Linked DNA regions of Mus musculus: region 1 is linked to region 2. Evidence: chromatin loops called from intact Hi-C (ENCODE). Cell type or tissue: left cerebral cortex. All regions are shown on one strand. Links, peaks and the distances in the headings refer to the core of each region. The heading gives the core; the rest is flanking DNA.

The links. A loop is a pair of places that touch in the nucleus more often than their neighbours do. Peaks named below come from ENCODE experiments on the same cell type or tissue, not always from the same donor. Only the 100,000 strongest peaks of a DNase experiment are listed, where the experiment ranks them.
Region 1: a loop joins it to region 2, with 3 times the contacts of the local background. A loop is called at or near these places in 4 of 42 quality-filtered maps.

Annotation. Positions count from the first base shown.
Region 1 is chr7:133,634,003-133,646,396 of GRCm38, forward strand. It overlaps Edrf1 (erythroid differentiation regulatory factor 1), which reads left to right and starts at 3,673. Exons shown (of 25, transcript NM_178115.4): 1 at 3,673-3,921; 2 at 4,905-5,113; 3 at 6,678-6,744; 4 at 7,292-7,417; 5 at 9,646-9,770; 6 at 9,991-10,147. The coding sequence starts at 3,811. In left cerebral cortex, for the core only: CTCF peaks have their summits at 2,912 (motif pointing left), 3,853, 4,061 and 5,931 (motif pointing right); DNase peaks (open chromatin) are centred at 2,899, 3,596, 4,059, 4,483 and 2 more places; H3K4me3 peaks cover 2,849 bases; H3K27ac peaks cover 1,584 bases.
Region 2 is chr7:132,870,469-132,878,468 of GRCm38, forward strand. It overlaps Abraxas2 (BRISC complex subunit), which reads left to right. Exons shown (of 9, transcript NM_198017.3): 4 at 1,104-1,170; 5 at 4,359-4,549; 6 at 6,130-6,249. 1500002F19Rik (a long non-coding RNA gene) reads right to left here. Exons shown (of 2, transcript XR_003946678.1): 2 at 4,146-4,570. Among named protein-coding and RNA genes, the nearest start is that of Abraxas2, 15 kb to the left of the region's middle. In left cerebral cortex, for the core only: no CTCF peak of the experiment used is centred there; no DNase peak of the experiment used is centred there.

The DNA.
Region 1 (12,394 bases), core at 2,734-10,733, 770 kb after region 2:
CAGTGTACTCAAATATATAAAATAAATAAATAAATATTTTAAAAAAACCAGTGAGTAGCAACTTATTATACTATCTGAATAGTGTCTCGTGTTCAATGGGAGTCTGGAGAGGTGGCTCAGTGGTTAGGAGCACTTGTTGCTCCTAAGATAGACTTAGGTTCAATTCCCAGCACCCACATGACTGCCCACAGCCATCTGTAAGTCCAGTTCCAGGGGATGTGACACCCACTTCTGTCCTCTGAGAGCACCAGGCATGCACATGGTGCACATAACATACATACGGATAAAACACTAACACACATAAAAAAATAAATCTAAAAAAAGGAAACATAGTGTTTAATGGAATACATTTGAGGATACATTTTTTTCCAAAACAATATAAAAATATTACATGCTACAAATAACTAGATGCATATTTTTAAAATAATGGTCTCACTGTGTATCTCTGGCCAACCCAGAAATCACTACATATCAGAGGTCTGCCTGCCTCTGCTTCCAGAGTGCTAGAATTAAAAGTATGTGTCACCACCTGGTAACGAAATCAGTCTATTACTGACTAGCATTTCCCTGAGAGACTCATGCATGGTGAGGGAAATTTTGCAAACTACGAAGCTCTAGCTTACAAACCGTTTCAGAACGGCACAAACCGTGCATCAATATTAACTTCAATAATTGATGACACCGGTGCTACACTACATTGAGCTACTTTATAAGACATTTTTAGCCTGGATTTTGAGTATTAAAATATTTTTGAGTGAACTACATTGTTTTTTGTGTTTCCAACATTTTGAAAGCACTTTAAAATTGACAGTACCAGTCAATTTCCCCTACATTGCCTAAGGGCTTAAACAGCTCGGTTTGCAGGTGCAGAGCCTGCTGCTGGTGAAAAGGCTGATCAGACAGAACGAAGGCCTTTGAGTCCAAAGGCGGCAAGGGAGGCAGATTCAAACGTTGTTTTCTCGTGTGTGACAAACACAGGATAAAGCTGTACAAGTATAAGGGACCAAGGATGTGTGTGAAGAAAACGTGGGGTGTATCAGAAAGGACTTATTAGAGTGACCTGAGCGGAATCTACAAGATGCGCAGGAGTAAGCTAGGGAACTCAGAGAAGGAATCCTAAGCACAAGAAAAGCACCAGCAACTTAGAGCTGTGGTGGCACACAGTAAGTTAGTCATCCACTCCACATGTGTATCCTAAGCAAAGAGGCCATGAGGCACTGAGACGGGAAACACGAGAGCTCAAAGCCAATGCGACTGTCCAGGGAGGCATGTGTGACAGAGACCATCCCAAGGAGACGTATGTTAGGCAAATTCTGGCAGCTGTTCTTGTCCTAACGTTTGAATGATGGGAGGAGTGATCTGTTTCCTCACAACACTGGATTTCAATCACTTACATTAGAGGCAGTGATGATAACTTTTAGAAGCCTACAGCATGTGTTTGATTATGGGGGAAAGGCTCTTAGAGCTGGAGGAATGTATAAACTTTATGTAACCCAGATGTGCCTGGTTTCTCCAGGCCTCAGGGATCACTCTCCTCTCCCAACTAAATTAGTCCCTGCCTGTGTGTGGCTTCTTGAAACCCAGCCCCTGGCCAGACCTTCCTCCATAAGTCTGGGGGCGGCGGGGGGGGGGGGGGGGGGGGAGGGGGGAGGGGGGAGGGAGCTTGATTGGCTTGCCGGAGCCCTGAGCTCTCATGAGCCCCTTGGTGTTGTCAGACTCCTGTTCTGTATACCGAGCTCTCACTTCTGCTTCCTTCATTTCTCCTTTTTGTAGGGTACTAGTAGCACATTTTCCTACTAAGCATCATTAAAAAGGATCCACATGTTAGCATCTCAAGAAATTTGTACAATATTTGAGTCCCGAAGAAAAAAAAACCCACTACTATACTACCTCAGTAAATTCTTACTGATACATCGTTATTAATAAATGACAAAACTGTAAGGTTATCAGAACCTAACTTATATTTGTAGAAGTGTTAATAAAATTAAATATGAAACAAGAAAGAAAAATAGAAAAATGTTAGACTAAATGTAAATCATTTCTTTCTTACATGAATCTGTTCATTTAGAGACACAAAAACAACCAGAGATTTCCATTTCAGAAACAGATGGATTTTCAAATTGGGACCATATTACTTTTTAAATATTTGCTTATCATTTAACATACTATGATGTGCAATTTAATTTTTAAAAATATTCCTGTAAAAAAAAATATTCCTGTAACGTGAGTTAATGGATATACAGGGTTTATTTTTAAGTACTCAAAGTTTAATCTTTTTGTGTTAGCTACATAGGTCTTATTCAGATCTCTGTATTATTATTGTGTGTGTGTTCATGCCACAGGACATGTGACGGCCAGAGGGGAGCTTTCCAGAGTCAGTTCTCTCCTTCTACAGTGGGGTCCAGGGATGACATGGAACTCGGGCCCTCAGTTTTGTTTGGCACAAGCTTTTATGTGACGAGCCTGCTAGCCTCTGATGTAATAAACAACGAAAAGGACAAAACAAACAAACAAACAAACAAACAAAAACTGGCTCTAAATACAGAGTAGTTTAAAAAAAAATCACAAAACATGCTTTAAAGTAAGGATCTGCAAAATATGCACCAAAAAGTTAATTCATAAAAATGTCTTGTTTTGCATGAAAGCAATTTGCAGACTGCATCTGCTTTCTCCGAGAACTCCTAAAGTTTTTCAGTTACTGGGTTTTTAGAGACTAAGGAAAATTATAACCTGGCATGGCTAAATAATTGCAAAGGCCAAAACACTGAAAACTGAAAACGTATACCTCCGTCCTGGCTCAGCCATTAGGAGCACTTTCTGCTCTTGCAGAGGACACAGCTTAGCACCCACAGCCCACAACTCCCAACTGCGTGTAACTCCCGTTCCAGGAGATCTGATGCCCTCTTCTGGTTTCTGCGGGCACTGCATGCACACACGCAGCCAAAGCACTCAAAACACATTTAAAAAAAAAAAAAAAAAAAAAAAAAACCCAAAACGTAATACCTCGACATAAAACAAAACCTTTTACCTCAAATATATATGTTTTATGAGGAATGTAGCAGTTTGTCTGTTATTGGGTGCAGGGTGGAAATGTAGCTCCGAGTGCTTGCCTAGCCTACACGAAGCCCTGGGTTCCATCCTCGGGCAGAAAGAAACCCCAGCCCTCGGGAGCTGGAGGCAGAGTGTCAAGTTCAAGGTCACTCTCGGCTATTTTGCGAGTTCGAAACCAGCCAGGGCTGCATGAGCGCTGCCTAGAAACCGATTAAACAGACTGATGGCTTCTCTCTCCTTGCTTCAGCCCCACTGATCTGAGGGTGCTGAGACCCACGGAGGTCCCCGCGCGTGTGCAACTCGGAGAAGCCCCAAGAGAGCGGCCGCCTGCGAGGGCCTTGATGCCACCAGCTTTGATTACGCGAATACCCAAGGCGGCACCGCCCCACCCCAGCCACCGCGACTTTGACTCAAGTCTCATTAACTGTTTGCCAACAAAGACCGGCCACGAGCGAGGGGGAGGAGCCCGGGAGGCGTGTATCGCGAGAAGTGTCCGCCCTAATGGTGTGACAGGCAACGGCGTGCGGCAGCTCCTGCCCGGACCGCGAAGGAGGAGCCAGAGCCGGAGGACGGGCTGGACCTTTGGGTGAATCTCGCGAGATTTCATCGCGCTACCTCGAGCTCTTCCTGGCAGCCGCCGGAAGTGCGAGCCGCTGAGTGTCCGAGTCGCTCGCTCTGAGGTTCTCCTGCGACTCTGGGCCCGCGTTCCTGTCGCCGCCTCCAGGGCTCGCGCGTCTGGTCGCCTCCCCAGGGTCGGAAATGATGGGGGACCCCAAGGAAGCAGGAGCCGAGGCTTCTCCTTCAGGGGCGGCCGCCCGAGGAGGGCTCAGCCTCCTGTCCCAGGCGGACTCCGAGGAGCCTTCTGCACAGGTGAGAGGCGGCGGCGGCGGAGCGCGACCTGCAGGGGCTTGGGGGGTTTGCGGGCCTGGGAGGGGGACGTGGGGCTTCTGGAACTTTCTTCCACGCCTCCTTAGCACCTCTAGTACGGAATGAATCACCAGGCGAGCCTGTCGTCGGGTGTGCAGGCAGGCGTTTGCTTGCAATGCGCAACACCCCTGGCTTCGCACTCGGCGCCAGTGGACGGGCTATAGAGTGTGTGTGTGTCACAGCCCGCCGAAGGCAGGCAGAGGAGAGAGGGACGGACCCAGGGAGGGCACAGAGAATTTGCAACGCCTGGAAGGGTTCTCGAAGGAGAGTCGAACAGCGGGTCCAGACATTGAGCATGCCCGGGTGGGTGTAGGGTCAGCTACGGAGCTAATGTAGAATGGGATGCGATGAGCTTACCGATCAATCGCTGTGTGTTTGGTAAAAATAAACACGTCCTGCAAATGACGTTTGTCATTGACTTATGCTACTTAAAAATATTCCATTAGAACCGTACAGAAGTCTTGCTCGTTTTACATGCGGTTGACAGGACACAGTTGAGCGCACTTAGTTTCTGAGTCTACATTTTTCTGTGACTCATCGTACCGGGTTGAGTCTTGGCTGGTGTGGAACTGGTTATGCAGACCGGGCAGTCAAGCTGGACGTAGACCTTGCACTGGCCCTTGTGCCTCTGCCTCCAGAGTGCTTGAAGCTTGTGTTTGCAACTACTATGCCCAGATTTTTAAAAAGCAGGTTGGTTGGCCCCTGTCCACTTCTTGATTGATCCTTTTTTTTTTTTTTTTTTTTTTTAGTTTCGTGAAAAACAGCTAAGTAAGCGTAATTTAAGCTTGTTTATTAAGTGTTAGAGCTGACACGCAGCTGAGGCTCCTTGTGAATCCTGATTTGGTGGGTTCTTAATTCATTTTTATGAAAGTGAGATTGTCGTTCCTGGCAGTGTTCATTAAAGCTTCATTCCATATGTTATTTAGGGATCGGCCTTATTTCTTGGAGGCAACGAAGTGAAAAGCAGAGCTGTGGTAAAATACTCTTCTGCCCCTCCTCGAACAGCGTTTGCACGTCTCGAAGAAAAAACAGACTTGAAACTCCCACCTGCCAACTGGTTACGAGAGAGTGCCAAACTAGGGCCAGCAGGAACCACCATTCTTGGCAATAGTAAGAAAAGCAAGCCGTTTTCAAGGTAAATTTTAATCGCTGGCATTTCTTTCCCTCCCTCTCAACCCCGGCTCGAAGCTCTGAAAGCTGCTTCGCAGTTCAATTGGAGATGCATGTTCACTTGCTCAGATATTTTTAGTAAAAGAATATAGTTGTCATCCAAAGTCCATGGTACAGTAAGAAGATTTCAGAGGTACATGCTTTCTTCCAGGCTGCAGCATGTCACGATAACGTGTACACGTTGACTGCTCATCAGCTGTTTTAGCCTGTTGTGTCTGCTTTCATATGTGCAAATAGGATGGTATGCGAGGGGCAAGACTTAAGCTGCTGCTCGGCTTGCCCTTTGGAGTGTTTATTAAATATGATGGAGTATTTGGAAAAGCCTGAGGTTTAAAACCCCAAATGCTGGGTAACCTACACCCTTGACCCACACTGGAAATTCTACTGGTGGTTTTTAAAGTTGTGAGTATTTGGGAGTCTTATGCTGTGTCTATATTCTTGTAGGCTGTTTTAACCGTGTTTTCTTTTTCCTCCCCTGAATGATTGGACTTAAAACATTTTTATATAACTTATATAAAACTTTATATAACACAGAAAGAGCCACAAATGCATTAATACCCTGAGCTAGTAGTTTAGAGATTATCCTAGTGCCTCAAAAGGTAATAGCTTTGCTTACAAGTTGATGTAGCATTTTTGATACTGTGAAAAGTCTGAAAATGACCACATATTTCGACTATTTTAAAAATGGCTTAATTGTATTAAATGTGGTGAGTTGGTTTCAGTAGTTGTGCTAGATTTTTTTCTTTTTTAATATTTATTTATGTATTATATATAAGTACACTGTAGCTGTCTTCAGATACACCAGAAGAGGGCATCAGATCTCATTACAGATGGTTGTGAGCTATCATGTGGTTGCTGGGAATTGAACTCAGGATCTTTGGAAGAGCAGTCAGTGCTCTTAGCCATTGAGCCATCTCTCCAGCCCTAAGATAGACACTATTAACTGTTTGTACATGAGAAATGAAGGCTAACCTACTTGCCCAGAGCAGATAGAAAATCATACATGCATATGCAGTCCTGATTAAATGTCCTGACTCTGCCACCTACTAAGGGGAAAATGGTGACATCCGTTGCTTTGCAACCTTATAGATGAACTTGGTGATTTGAATGAGTTAGGTGCTTACCAGTTTTTCATTTTCTCTTTAAGCTGAGTTGATTTTAGGTACAATTTTTTTTCTTTTATTGATGTTATATCTTTATATGTTATATCCATACATGTTAACATATTTTTCTCATTTTGTTTTTCTTCATATGTGGAATTAAATCTTGAACTGTTTTGCATCAGAGAGGTTAAGGGTTTATGCTCACACTGACTGCTTTTTGCAGTTCTTACTGTCTCACTAAGTTGAAGATGCATTTTAAAGATGTGCTTCATTTTCTGTGTACCTAAGAAGAAATGAGAAGTTGGCAGCCAGATGGCAGTGGACTTCTTGATTTCCAAATGTGAGGTGTGCATGTCCTAGAAGCAGTAGACAGTTTTACTCTGTTCAGCCTTCCATCTGTGGCCTCTTCCTTCCTTCCTTCCGTAGTTTCGGCATGGCGTATGACTTCATTGACTCGGTGGGAAATGATGTGGATGTCGTCTCCGACTCAGAAGTGAGTGTTTTCACGGTGACTTTGGGGATATGCAGTGCCGCAGGGGAGGGGAGGAGGATGTTAAAACGTGTTATGCTTTACAGTCTTGCTATCAGCAATGGAATAAGACAAAGTTATGTAATTATTCAATACCTATGTTTGCTTTAAAAATGCTTTTTATCTCCTCTAAGAGGAGGATACAATTCCAAAACAGTGGGACTAATAAAAAATATGAATACTGTTGGTTGTATTTTAACAGTAATAATTGAATATGTTTAGAGTTATTCTGTGTCTATTACCATTTGAGAATTTAAAATGGTATACTAGTAGCTGTTGTCCTCCATCCCTATAAAAAGGAATTGTACTGTAATAGAATATGTAATAGTGTTGGGCTGCACTTACATTGACAGTGTAACTCAGAGTTTAAAGCTCTGCCCTCTATATGATTATTATTACGAAAAGTCTAGTTTGTGTAACCTTAAATAAGGCTTATTAAACTTCAGATTGAATGAAGTTAAACTCCATAAATTCTGGGTGATACTAATGGGGCCTCTCTAACTCTCTTAAGAACATAAAAAAGCTCCTGAAGATTCCCTACAGCAAGTCCCACGTGAGCATGGCTGTGCACCGCATAGGAAGGACCCTCTTACTAGATGAGCTGGACATTCAAGAACTCTTTATGAGGTCATCTCAGGTAACTACTTCATGCAAAAATCATTTAGAAAAGCACTCTCTTAATATGAAAGTGTGGTTTTGTTTTAAGGAAATGCCAGAGTCGGGCTAAGAGCACTTGCTGGGCAAGCACAAGGACCTGAGTCAGATTCCCAGACCTTGTCTAAAAAGCAGAGCATAGTCATGCAGGCCTGGAGCCCCATTACTGTGGGGAGCTGGAGATAGGATGGCTAGGGCTTGCTAGCTTGGCAGGAACCGGATCAGGAATGACAAAAAACAACCTTGGGGTACAGCGAGATAGATGGTGATAGAGCAGGACACCTGACAACCTCATCTGACATCCAAAACAGACCTGCACGCCTGAGCATCAAACACACGCATATGTACATATTCATACTTAAAACAGTTTTTTTTTAATGCCAAATTGGAATTGTAGCTGAGTACTTCAGCAATAAAGAAATGAGCTGTTTGATCAGAGACTTAAAAATAGAGAAAAGCTTTGTTAAAGACAAAGCATCTGGTCATGGTTGGTGGAATGCAACCAACCTCAGGCTGAGGAGACAGAAGCAAGAGTGAATCTCGAGTTCAAGGCCAGTCTGCTGTATGTAGAGTTCTAGGACAGCTGGGCCTATATAGAGAGTCTTTAAAGGGGGGTGAGGGGGGAGAGAAAAGAACAGAGAAGAAACTTCGTATAATTTTTAGGTGCATGATGGACACATCTGTGAACCACATGGCATGCCTAATAACTAGGGAGGCCAGAAGAGGGTGCTGGATCATACAGATATTTGTGAGCTACCACTTGGGTACTGGGAACCAAACCCAGGTCCTCTGGAAGATCAGTCAGTGCTCTAAACCATTGAGCCATCTCTCCAAACCCATTTTTTTTTTAAGCTGAATGTAAAACCAGGATTCTGTCTTTAAAAGGATGAAGTCAGTTTTTAAAAGAAAGGATTGGTAAATCTGTGAGATTAAAGGAACTAATTGTTTTTGAAAATTCTTTTAATGTCTATTATAGACATACTCTGGAAACATGGCTGGCCGAAACGTAAACAACGTTAAAGAGCTGTTCCTATGAGTATAACTAATTATACGAGTTGATTTCTAGCTTCTCAGGCTGCTGGTCCGTAGATGCTTTCCCCCAGGTGATAAGGACAGTTGTGACTTCTCTAGGCCTACTTGATGCTTGCCTTCCTGGGCTGCTGACAAGTACTTGATGGTTCTGCCTGTCTGTACTACCTTTTAAATATTCCTACACAGTGCTATTTTTGCTTGAACCTATCTTCATGCATGATAGATAAGTGTTCTGTCACTGAACTGTACCCATGAACACCTCTTTCCCCAGACAGGGTCTTGCTAATTGCCCAGGCTGGCCTCTAACTCACATTGTAGTTCACCCAGGTCTTAAACTTGTAATTCACCTGCTTCAGTCTCCAGGTAGCTGCGATGACAGACCTGCCTACCAGTCCTAACTTCTCCAATGCTTGGATAACAAAAAATAAGTTACAAGAAATTAATTTGATAATATAGTTTCTTTAGAAAGCAACACAGTGCAGCTTGTGTGTCCTGTACTTGGTCAGATCTTAGGGTGACAGTGAACAAGTCACAGCCCTTGCTCCTTAGTTCAGTGTGGTTGTTGAGACACACATAGGTACTTTGATTAAAGTGTAAAGCGGGGCCTTCCTCGGGCAGCTGAGAAGGTACTGTAGGAAAGGATTTCCTCTCCAGGCCTAGCTAGAAGAGAAACGTAGGAGATTCTTAGATGTGAATTGGGTGCAGAAAAATCAAAGTGTTCTTTCTATTGTTCTTCCTATAAGTGCATGCTCATGAAACAATCTGTAGAAACTAAAGAATATCTGCTTTTAGCTGAGAGCATTGGGTGAGTGAGAATCGGTGTCTTGCTTGTCACAGAGAGGAAACATCCAGCAGAAGAGCAGGAGGGACGTGAGTGTTGTTCTGGGTGGGTGCAGAAGCTCCATCCTGTCACCCTGTCACAGCACAACTCCTTAGAGCCAGGGTGAGACTCTGCTTCCCTCATGATGACCGAAAAGTAAAGAGAGAGAGAAGGGGCCAGGAGTGCAGGATCCTTTCAAGGCCACACCTCCAGAGACCTAGCTTCCTTCCTCTAAGCTCTGCCTTCTAGAGGTTCCTCGGTATCTTAGAAACACCATTGGCTGTGGGCTGAGCTTTCAACACAGTGTCCAGTATTCATCACACGTGTGCATATTTGTTCGGTAATGTCTCGTTATTCAGACTGGTGATTGGACATGGTTGAAAGAGTTCTATCAAAGACTGATCGATCAGAAGTGGCAGAGGAAGAAGAAAAGCAAGGAGCACTGGTATCAGAAGGCTATTCTTTCCAAGTTCTTGTACTACAGGTATTTGACTACTGTTTATCTTTGTCTTAGGAAAAATCAGATTCTGTCCTAAAATTTACAGTTTGAATAGGGTAAAATTTGCAGTTGAAGTTTTGCTTTGTTAACACTAACTATGTTTCTTATAGACAAGATGCATGCTTGATTATAGAGTCTGTTTTATACAGACAGGTAGGCTGTAGTATGATGTGTCACGTTTTCCTCTCTATTTCCGGTTGACTAGCATCAATGGTGATGGAGCTGCGCAGCCTGTCCCGTCTCCTGCAGAACAAGAAGAGTCATCGAGTTCTCAGCAGACACATGAGTCTGAAGGGGCCGCCTGGCCTGCTCCCTTTGAAATGCCCTCTTCCGTGTCTGAGGATCCCAGTGCTTCCAGTCAGGTTTGTCAGTCCTTGGATCTGATTCTGTGAACTCACTCAGGAGAGCAGAGCTGAACTAAGCAGGTGATGAAGAAGGGTGAGGGGTATTCACTCAGCCTCATCTCAGGGTTAGAAACAAAAATGCATTTAGCTTTCCACAGTAGAATATCCAGCAGTTAACATGAATCAGGGTTAGATTAAATAACACAAAATATTTTAAAGTAGTCAACTGATTTTTTTTTTCTCTTAAAATTGAGTACGACTGAATGTAAAGTGTATTTTTAACTCTAGATATGTACTAAGTACCTGTCATGCATTGAGTGATAGGTGTGCCTATAATTTAGGTTGTTTGGCCTAAATTGGATGATGTTCCTCCTGGAAAATGGATTTGGCCCCACATTATCATATAAAGATTTTTAAATATTTTTATTTTATATATATGGGTATTTTGCCTGCATGCACAGATCTATGTGCCAAATGCATGTCTGATATGATAGATCTCCTGAAACTAGAGTTCCAGGCAGTTGTGAGTTCCCATGTGGGGTTCTGGGAATTGAACCAGGGTCCTCTAGAGTAGCAGGAAAGTGTTCTTGACTGCTTAGCCATCCCTCTAAGTCTATGTGACGAAAGAATAGACTGTTGTCTATTTTATTTATGTTTATTTTATGAATATGGGTGTTTGCCTGCCTGCATCTCTGAGTAGTACCGTGTGCATGTCTGGTGCCTACTGAGGCCACAAAAGAGTATTCAGTCTCCTGGAGCTAGCGTTAACTGACACTTGGGAGCTGCCGTGTCCATCCTGGAAATTGGAGCCAGTGCTCTTAGCCATCCCTTCAGCCCCTAGTTACTTGTTTTTAACTTACTCTGTCTTCCGTAGGATGAAATAACACTGTAGATGCTAATTTGTGGCATTTCTGTTTTTAGGAAGATACACTAAAATGAGTCAAAAGAAATAAAAGTAGACCTTTTTACCCAAACCAGGCACTATTGTGGATGCTGACAGGAGCCTAAGAGAGCTGTCTCCTGAGAGGCTCTGCCAGTGCCTGACAAACGCAGAAGTAGATGCTCACAGGCATCCATTGGACTGAGCACAGGGTCCCCAATGAAGGAGCTAGAGAAAGGACCCAAGGAGCTGAAGGGGTTTGCAGTCCCATAGGAGGAACAACAGTGTGAACCAACCAGTACCCCCCAGAGCTCCCAGGGACTCAACCACCAACCAAAGAGTACACATGGAGGGACCCATAGCTCCAACCACAGAGGATGGCCTTGTGGGACATCAATGAGAGGAGAGGCTCTTGGTCTTGTGAAGGCTCGGTGTCCCAGTGTAGGGGAATGCCAGGAGTGGGTGGGTTAGCAAGGAGATGGGGGGTGGGATAGGGGGGTTTTCGGAGGGGAAATGAGGAAAGGGGATAACATTTGAAATGTAAATAAAGAAAATATCTAATAAAGCATTTTTCCAAAGGGAAAAAAAGTAAACCTTCTAACTTGGTAAATTGGGTTTTTGTCTCGCTGTATATTGTCATGGACTGAACATGAATTCAGTCAGATTGGCTCAGTCTTTACACATAACAGACTTGTAAAAAATTAGCACATCTAACTTGCTTTTATTTTTTTTAAAAAAAAGGCTAACTTGATTTTAATTTTAGAGATTTTAAAGTAGAGAAGGCATTCCATAAAAGTACGTATTTAAATTTGAGGTGTTTGGTTTTTCCCCAAAGAGAAAACATCAAAGGAAGGAGGTGCTTAATATGCAAGTCACTTAGTGGTTACAGGAAGAAGTAGAGGCGTATCGTTTTGTATTCGGTACTTGATGTGTTTTATTGCATGTGGCTGTCTGTAACCAGAGGATTCTTAGAACTCACATTACAGTGGCTAGAACAGTGGCTGCGTAGGTAAGCTCACACTGCTCTTGAAGGTCTGCATTCCATACCATCACCCACGTTGGGCAGCTTGCAAATGCTTTAACTCCAGCTCCAGGGGAGCCTTTGTGTTCCTCTAAGTCAGTGGACTGAGATAGTTCTGTGAAGGCAGCAGCAGGTCCATGTGTGCATCTCAAGGCCAAAGGAAGAGCATCAATGTTCTTGGTGACAGCTGCCTAGCGGCTGCAGTGCTGTGGTGTGGCATACTGTGTTCACCCAAAATGTGGGTATTTTCTAATGTAGTCCAGATTCTGGGAAGAAGAAAAGGATAGGGCTACAAAAAAAGACCCTGTCTCAAAAGAAGGAAGAAGTAGTTTCAATATTAAAAAATGGGAGGACATTGGATTAT
Region 2 (8,000 bases), core at 1-8,000:
CATAGCTGAAAGAGGAGCGGGGAAGCCAGGGAAGCAGCCGTGGGTTCATCGGGAAAGACCACCAGGTTTTGGACCACATATCACCTCTATGGATGTGTCTGCTCTGGGCCTGACAGGGTTTTGCTGGACATGCTTTGTCTCACCATCCTGAGTAATGCCACAAGACATTGCAGGTGCAGAACTTTCAGAACAAGGACTTGACTCACACTTAGAATTGAAGGGAATCTTAAAAATCATCCTTGTACTTCAAGTTTCTAACTTAGCAAAGAAGGAGAGGAGAGTAGGTAGGGTAAGCAGTCTATCCTTGGACCTGCAGTGAGGTGCGACTGAGCTGGGGCGGGGGTCTCTTGACCTCCGAGGCAGTTTTTTCCCTGTATCTTGAATGTGTTCCTGCCGGTGGGGCATGTGGTGGGAGGAGAATGGCATTCCTAAGACTATAACCAAGGACAAGGAAGGACCCTCCTGTGAGTATATCTAACTGCTCACATTGGTTTGTTCTGGAGGTGAGCACACTGTTAGAAGCTAGCCAGACTTGGCTTCCAGTCCAGTCTGCCTGTCCCCTTAGCTGTGCAGTTTGGACCATGCTTAGCATATGCAAGACCCTCCATCATCCAGTTGGCTAGCTTTGCTGTCTCTTTTATAAAAACAGCAGAAAGCCTTGTTGAGTTGGGATGAACTTATACCTCAGCATTGTGGCTGGAACATGTAATAGAAAAGCATCCAGCCGAGGGTCTGTTAAACACCCACAGATGTTCATTTCCCCTCATTTCTCAGGAAATGAGTTGCTGTTATCTTTTTTTTTCATAAGTAATTGATACTTAGAAACAAAGTAGTGGAGCCATTTGAAACCATACATTTTGTAATTCCTTGATTACTTTCCACACATGGAAGGAATGCCTTTTGAATGGAGCAATCTCTCAGTATCATTTGATACAAAATGTAGCTCCCCATCGAGAAAGCACTTAGGCTGATTCTCTGTTTACCAACCTTGGAGTCGAAGCACTTGCATCTATCAGGGTTAGATGCTCTGTAGGCCCTGTGGTTCTGTCTATTCACAGTATGATAGCATTTTAATTATTTTTTTTTCTTCTTTAAAAAACCAGTTTTTATGATTATGCGAGCAAAGTGAATGAAGAAAGTTTGGACAGAATTCTGAAAGATCGGAGGAAGGTATGTTGTATGTATTACTTGCTCCAATCTTGACGTCACAGCCTAGCGTGGGAAAGGAAGAACAGCTAGAACCCATGGTATCGGCTTGCGTTAGGGATTCTCTCTTGGTGCTGGAGATCAAACCCAGTACTCGGCCACTGAGCTACACCTGTGAGCAGGCTTTAAAGGTAAATCATGGGCTTGAAATTGTGTTTACACTATGGAGGATGAGTCTTTATAATGTGATCTCATTTACTTAAACTTTGGAGGGGGGGAGCTGAACTTTAATACAGAAAACTACTAGTAGTACATGTGATGGTTTGTATATGCTCTGCCACTGCACTATTAAAAGGTATGGCCTGGTTGGAGTAGGTGTGGCACTGTGGGTGTGGGCGTTAAGACCCTCATCCTAGTGCCTGGAAGCCAGTCTTCCACTAGCAGCCTTCAGATGAAGATGTAGAACTCTCAGCTCTGCCTGCACCATGCCTGCCTAGATGCTGCCATGCTCCTTTCTTGATGATAGTGGACTGAATCTCTGAACCTGTAAGCCAGCCCCAATTAAATATTGTTCTTATAAGACATGCCTTGGTTATGGTGTCTGGTCACAGCAGTAAAACCCTAACTAAGACTCTGGATGGCTCATTCTCTTTAGTTCATAATTTGAAAAATAATTTTGTAGATTTTTAATTTTAAAAATATTTTAGACTCATTTAAAATTTCATACCTATGTAGTGTATTTCTTGATCCTATCCACCTCCACCTCCACCCTCTCCTTTTAGACCTCTCCCTAACATTTGTCTCTTTCATCTTCATGCCCTCGTTGTTCTTTTAACTCACTGAGTCCAGTTGGTGTTGCCTAGATGTCCATGAGTAACCTACCAGTGTCCACACACCCAATGCAACATGGCTGCCCTCCTCCGGCAGCGTTCAGTTGCTGGAGCTCCTCAGCTTCAGGCAAACCTCATAAACGTGAACTAGTTCTATAGTCAAAACAATGATCCTGGAAAATGTCAGTTATTCTGGGCAAGGTAGCATATGCCTGCAATCCCAGAACCTAAAAAGTGGAGAGACTGCACGATCGGGAGTTACAGGTTCTCATTGGCTAAACTGTGATTTGAAGGCCAGCCTAGGCTACCTGACACCTGTCTCAAAATAGCAACATCCACCACCTTATGTCCTAAAATTTTTAGGGACTGGAGAAACAGCTCAGGAGCTAAGAGTGCTTGCTCCTCTTCTACGGGACTCATGTCAGTTCCTTGTACCTACGCTAGGCAACTCACAGCTGCCTGTAACTTCAGCTCCAGGGTATCTGATGTTCTCTCTGGCCTCCAGTGGCATCTGTATACACAATGCACACACATACATACAGAAATTTTTTTTTTAAATAAATGAAGGGGTGAAGATATGGTTCAATGGCTAAGAGCACATCTACTTTTGTAGACAATCTGAGTTCCATTCCCGGAACCCACCTGACAAGTGCTTAGTTAGGGTTTCTATTGCTGTAAATAAAACACTGTGACCAACCCAATTATAGAAAGGTCTTCTAGTTCCAGAGGGTCAGAGTCTGGGATGACTGGACAGCATGACAGGCAGGCATGGAAGCTGAAACAGCTGAGAGCTCATATCTCAAATCAAACAGGAAACAGAATGAGAGTGGCATGTGGCTTTTGAAACCTCAAAGCTCCCAGTGGCACACTTCCTTCAGCAAGGCCATATACCCACTGAGCCTCCCCAAACAGCAACTGGAGACTTAAGTATTCAAATATGTGAGACTTACGGGGGATGTCTCATCCAGCCACTACCATGGGTTTTAGGGTTTGGGGTACATGGCTTGCATAGCAAGGCACTTTACCTACAGTCACATCTCACTAGCCTTCCATACAAGTACTCTTTTGAAAGGAAGGAAGGAAGGAGGGATGGAAGGAGGGAGGGAGGGAGGGAGGGAGGAGAGGAAGGAAGGAAGGAAAGGAAGGAAAGGAAGGAAGGGAGGGAGGGAGGGAGGGAGGGAAGGAAGAGAAGGAAGAGAAGGAGGGAAGGAAGGAAGGAAGGAAGGAAGGAAGGAAGGAAGGAAGAAAGAAAGAAAGAAAGAGAAAGAAAGAAAAGAAAAGAGAAGAGAAAATAAAAGAGAAGAAAAGAAAAGAAAAGAAAAGAAAGGCAGGCAGGCAAAAAAGGGGGAGAGAACAGGCAGGTTACAAGGTGTAAAAAGAAGTCTAGACTAGCCAGGACACACATGAAAGGAGAACACAAAGTGGAATGAAATGCCATCATTCGCCTGTCACTCTGGCACAGAGTTGGATGCACTGGCAGTGTGGTGGAAATGAGGAGGGAGTGGTTGGTGAGTGGAAATTAATGCATCTCAGGTTCATTGTACGTGCATTTACCCGAGTGTCACACACTCATTGGGCAGTCATTTTGAGCCATGTCACAGATGTGGAGGTCAGAGGGTAACTTGTGTGAGTCCTTTTTTTCCTTCTATAGTGTAGATTTTAGATATCACACTCATGTCAGCAGTCTTGGTGGAAAGCCCCTTTACCTCTTGAGCCACCTTACCAGCCCTGCATACTTGATTTTTTTTTTTTTTTTGAGTTAATTTTTGATCATTTTACTTTTAGGAACTTTTTTTTAAAAGATGTATTTATTTATTTATTTATTTATTTATTTTATTATATGTAAGTACATCGTAGCTGTCTTCAGACATTCCAGAAGAGGAAGTCAGATCTCATTATGGATGGCTGTGAGCCACCATATGGTTGCTGGGCTCAGGACCTTCTGAAGAGCAGTTGGTGCTTTTAACTGCTGAGCCATCTCTCCAGCCCTTTAGAAACTTTTTACTGTTACCAATTTTTTTAGTTATGTGGCCCTATATGGGGTCACAACACAGTAAGAAGCTATGCTACATGTGTCACTGTAAATTCATTTTCTAGAATTTTGTACTAATAAGATTGTTCAGCATCTATTTTCCACACCCTACAACTGGCTTCTTTCACCAAGCATGGTTATTTTGCGATGCCTCCATGGTGATTTGTTCTTTATTACTGTATATGATTCCAGTACCCAGGTTATCCATTCACTTATTGACAGAAAGGCTGTTCGTAGTTCTGGGCTCGCCAGCGTAGAGTGGTCACGAACATTTGTTTACAGGGCTCATTTGGACGCATTCTGAGTTAAGTGAGCTCTTAATACTTTGCTGTCGTCTGGTTTTGTTGCAGAAAGTTATCGGATGGTACAGGTTCCGGCGAAACACCCAGCAGCAGATGTCCTACAGGGAACAGGTCATCCACAAGCAGCTCACCCGCATCCTCGGCGTGCCAGACCTGGTCTTCCTTCTCTTCAGCTTCATCTCTACCGCCAACAATTCTACTCATGCTTTAGAATATGTTCTCTTTAGACCAAACCGCAGGTAAACACAGCTTCCCACCAGCTGTAGATAAAAAGAGAGACAGCAGGCCTGAGGGAAGGGTGAAGCAAGGATGAGTATCAAAGCCTGGCTCCCTAGCACCTGTGTAAAAGTTGGGCATGGCAGCCTGCATCTGTAACCCCAGCACTCAGCAAGCAGAAACAAGTGGGTTCCCAGGGGTTTGCTTGCCAATCAAATGAGTTAAAGTGGTTGGGATCAGTAAGTATCCCTAGATGTGTTTGTTATTCTTATCGGTGGACACTTAATTTGCTTCCTTGTGACCCATTATGCAAAAATAGAGTCTGATTATAACTTTAGGACACACAATGCACAGACAGAAATTGTCAAAATGAACCATTATTAGTGATGAGGCTTTTGCACTGTGTCTTTGTGAAAACATTATGTGACCACGTTTTCTGTTTGGGAGTTGCAGAAAGCTTTCCTTCTGAGCATAGGATCAGTAGACAACATCAGTGAAATAGTTACAGTTTGGTAGCTATGCCTAGGATTTCATTAGTTAGCCTCTAGGTTTCTCTTAGGGATCTGTCAATCATTGACATGCAGGCAATGTTCTGAGCCAGAACCACTGCCCTCAAGGAATGTGCAGCAGAGTCTTGCTTTCAGGGAAAGGAAGTTGCTGACCTTGCGTCCAAGATGGCCTCAGCCCTTTGAATTAGCTTACCAGTGTCAGAGACACAGAAGCCTACTGCCAAAACCAAAAAAAACAAAAAACAAAAAACAAACAAACAAAAAAACCCTGACCCTTTTGCTTTTTGTTTTTGAGGCAGAGTCTTGCTCTGTAGTCCAGATGACATGGAATTTGCTATGTAGAGCAGGCCAGCCTTGAACTTGTAGTGACCCTCCTGGGTTGACTGTTTGCTCTCTTGAGATGGTGTCTCCCTGTGGATCCCTCATAGACCTGGGAGTAACCATGTAGCTCAGAGCTAGCTTGTGCAGCTAAGAATGACCTTGAACTTCTGATCCTTCTGCCTCTACTTCCTAAGGAATGCCAAGATTACAGGTGTGTGCCACCTTGTCTGGTTCCTGTGGTACTGGGTATTGAGCACAGGGCTTTGGGCACCCTAGGCAAGTACTCTACCAGCTACACCTACAGCCTTCAATCCCAATCCTTTTAATTTTTAAAAAAAATTTTATGTACGTAGGTGTTTTGCCCTCATGAATTTCTTTATATTACATGTGTGCCTGATGCTAGTGCCACCAGGAGAGGGTGTTGGATCCCCTGGAACTGAAGTTACAGATGATAGTGAGCCATTATGTGGGTGTTGGGACTCAAACCCTGTCATTCCCAATTCTTAAAGGACGATTTTTAAGCCTGGGAGTGATGATACACACCTGTAAACCCAGCAGTGAAGTACTGAGCCCACAAGTTCAACACTTAGCCAGGCAACATAGCAGGAGAGCCAGGTATGGTGACATATGTCTATAATCCCAGCACATGGAGGCTGAAACAGGCAGAGTGTACGTGTGAAGTCAGAATAAGCTATATAGTGAGACCCTGCCTCAGACAAACAAAAGAGAAATGCTGTTTTATTACATGCTGTTTTTCTCAATTCTCCTCATAGGTATAATCAAAGGATATCACTTGCTATTCCCAATCTAGGCAATACTAGCCAGCAAGAGTACAAAGTGTCTTCAGTGCCAAACACGTCTCAGAGTTATGCCAAGGTCATTAAAGAGCACGGGTAAGTTGAAAGGTAAACTGGGCTCTTTGGGGAATGGCATTGCCTTTGTTGATATTTTTCAAAGTGTAAGAAATGTAAAGTCACATTTGTTTTAACTGAAGTTGAAGAAAACCAGGTTCTCTAGGCCATCATCACTATCACCACCATATATCAGAATTTGTTCTTAATAAACTGTAGAAATGATCCCTAAAGCTGAGTGTGGTGACTCACACCTGCAATCCCAGCACCTGAGAGGCTGAAACTGGAGGTGGTCATAAGTTCAAGGCCAGCTTACCAAGTAAGACCCTTCCTCAAGACAAAACAACAACAACAACAAAAAACTCAGCAAAACCAGTCTGCTCTGTAGAGCATGGTAGTGCATTCTTGTAATCCTAGCACCAAGAAAGAAGAAGCAGTGGATTTCTGCTGACTTCCATGCTAGCCTCTGCTACATAGTGAAACCTTGTCTCAAAAAGATAAAAATAAATAAAGATAAAAAACTGAGGCTGCAGAGATACTTCAGTAGAGATTAACTACTTGTGCAAGCATGAGACCTGAGTTTGTATTCACATCCTGTGAGAAAACTGAGAGGGAGGCTGGAGAAGGGGGAGCTCGATGGTTGAGAGCACTGTTGCTCTGCAGAGGACATGGGTTCTGTTGCCATCACCTGCAGGGTGGCTCACAACCACTGTAACTCCAGTGGTCTCCTAGGAGACCAAGTACCCACTTCTGGATTCTGCAGGTACCAGGTATACGTGTGGTTCACAGACATGTGTGCAAATAAAACTAGTTAAAAATAAAAGGCTGGGCTGGGCATAGCACATTTATGACTCCTGCACTAGGAGCACACAAATAGGAAGGTGCTTGGGACATGCCAGTCAGCCAGCAAAACAGCCAAAATGGAGAAGCTCAGGATCTATGAGAGACTCTGTCTCAAATAATAAGGTGGAGAGAAATAAGAGGACACCTGACAGTGACCTCGCCCCTACACAAGCATACACATTGAAGCTCACTTTTATACACACATGAACAAACATACATGTGCACATTTATATACACATGCATACATGCACTACACACACTTAGGCAAACACAGACACACAAATAAAAGAATCCCTAAAAGTACTAATTTTTTTATACTTACTAAAAAGATAATTTAATTTTATTGTATCTTTCCTCAAGTTTTATGTATTATGTTTTTAAAGATTTATTTTTACATTTTACCGTATGTATGTATGTATGTATGCATGTGTGTATGTAGCTGTTTGCCTGGGTGTATATATGTCCATTCATTCATTCCGTGTGCTATGCCTGAGGAGAGCAGAAGAGAGCATTGGATCCTCTGGAGCTAGAGTTAGGGATGCTCTGCTTGGCAGTGTGGGTGCTGGGACCTGAGCTCAGGCCCTCTGCAAGAGCAGCAAGTGCTTTTGACCTTTGAGCCACCTCTCAAGCTGCTTTCCTTAGGTTTTAAAAAGTACAACAGCCAGATGTGGTTGCACACACCTTTAATCCCAGTACTTGGGAGGCAGAGGTGGGTGGATTGTCATGATTTCCACACCAACAGGGACTTCATAATGAGTTTCAGACCAGCCAGGGTTACATAGAAAGACCCTATCTAAAAATAAAAATAGTTTAAAAAAAAAGGATAAACATAATCGCTGGAAAATATTCTGTTTTTAATTAGTGTTCTTTTTTATTTCCTTTCTGTAATTCTATCGGGATAAGCATTTTAGTACTTAGACATCACCTTTGAGTCACAGCACATGCTACTG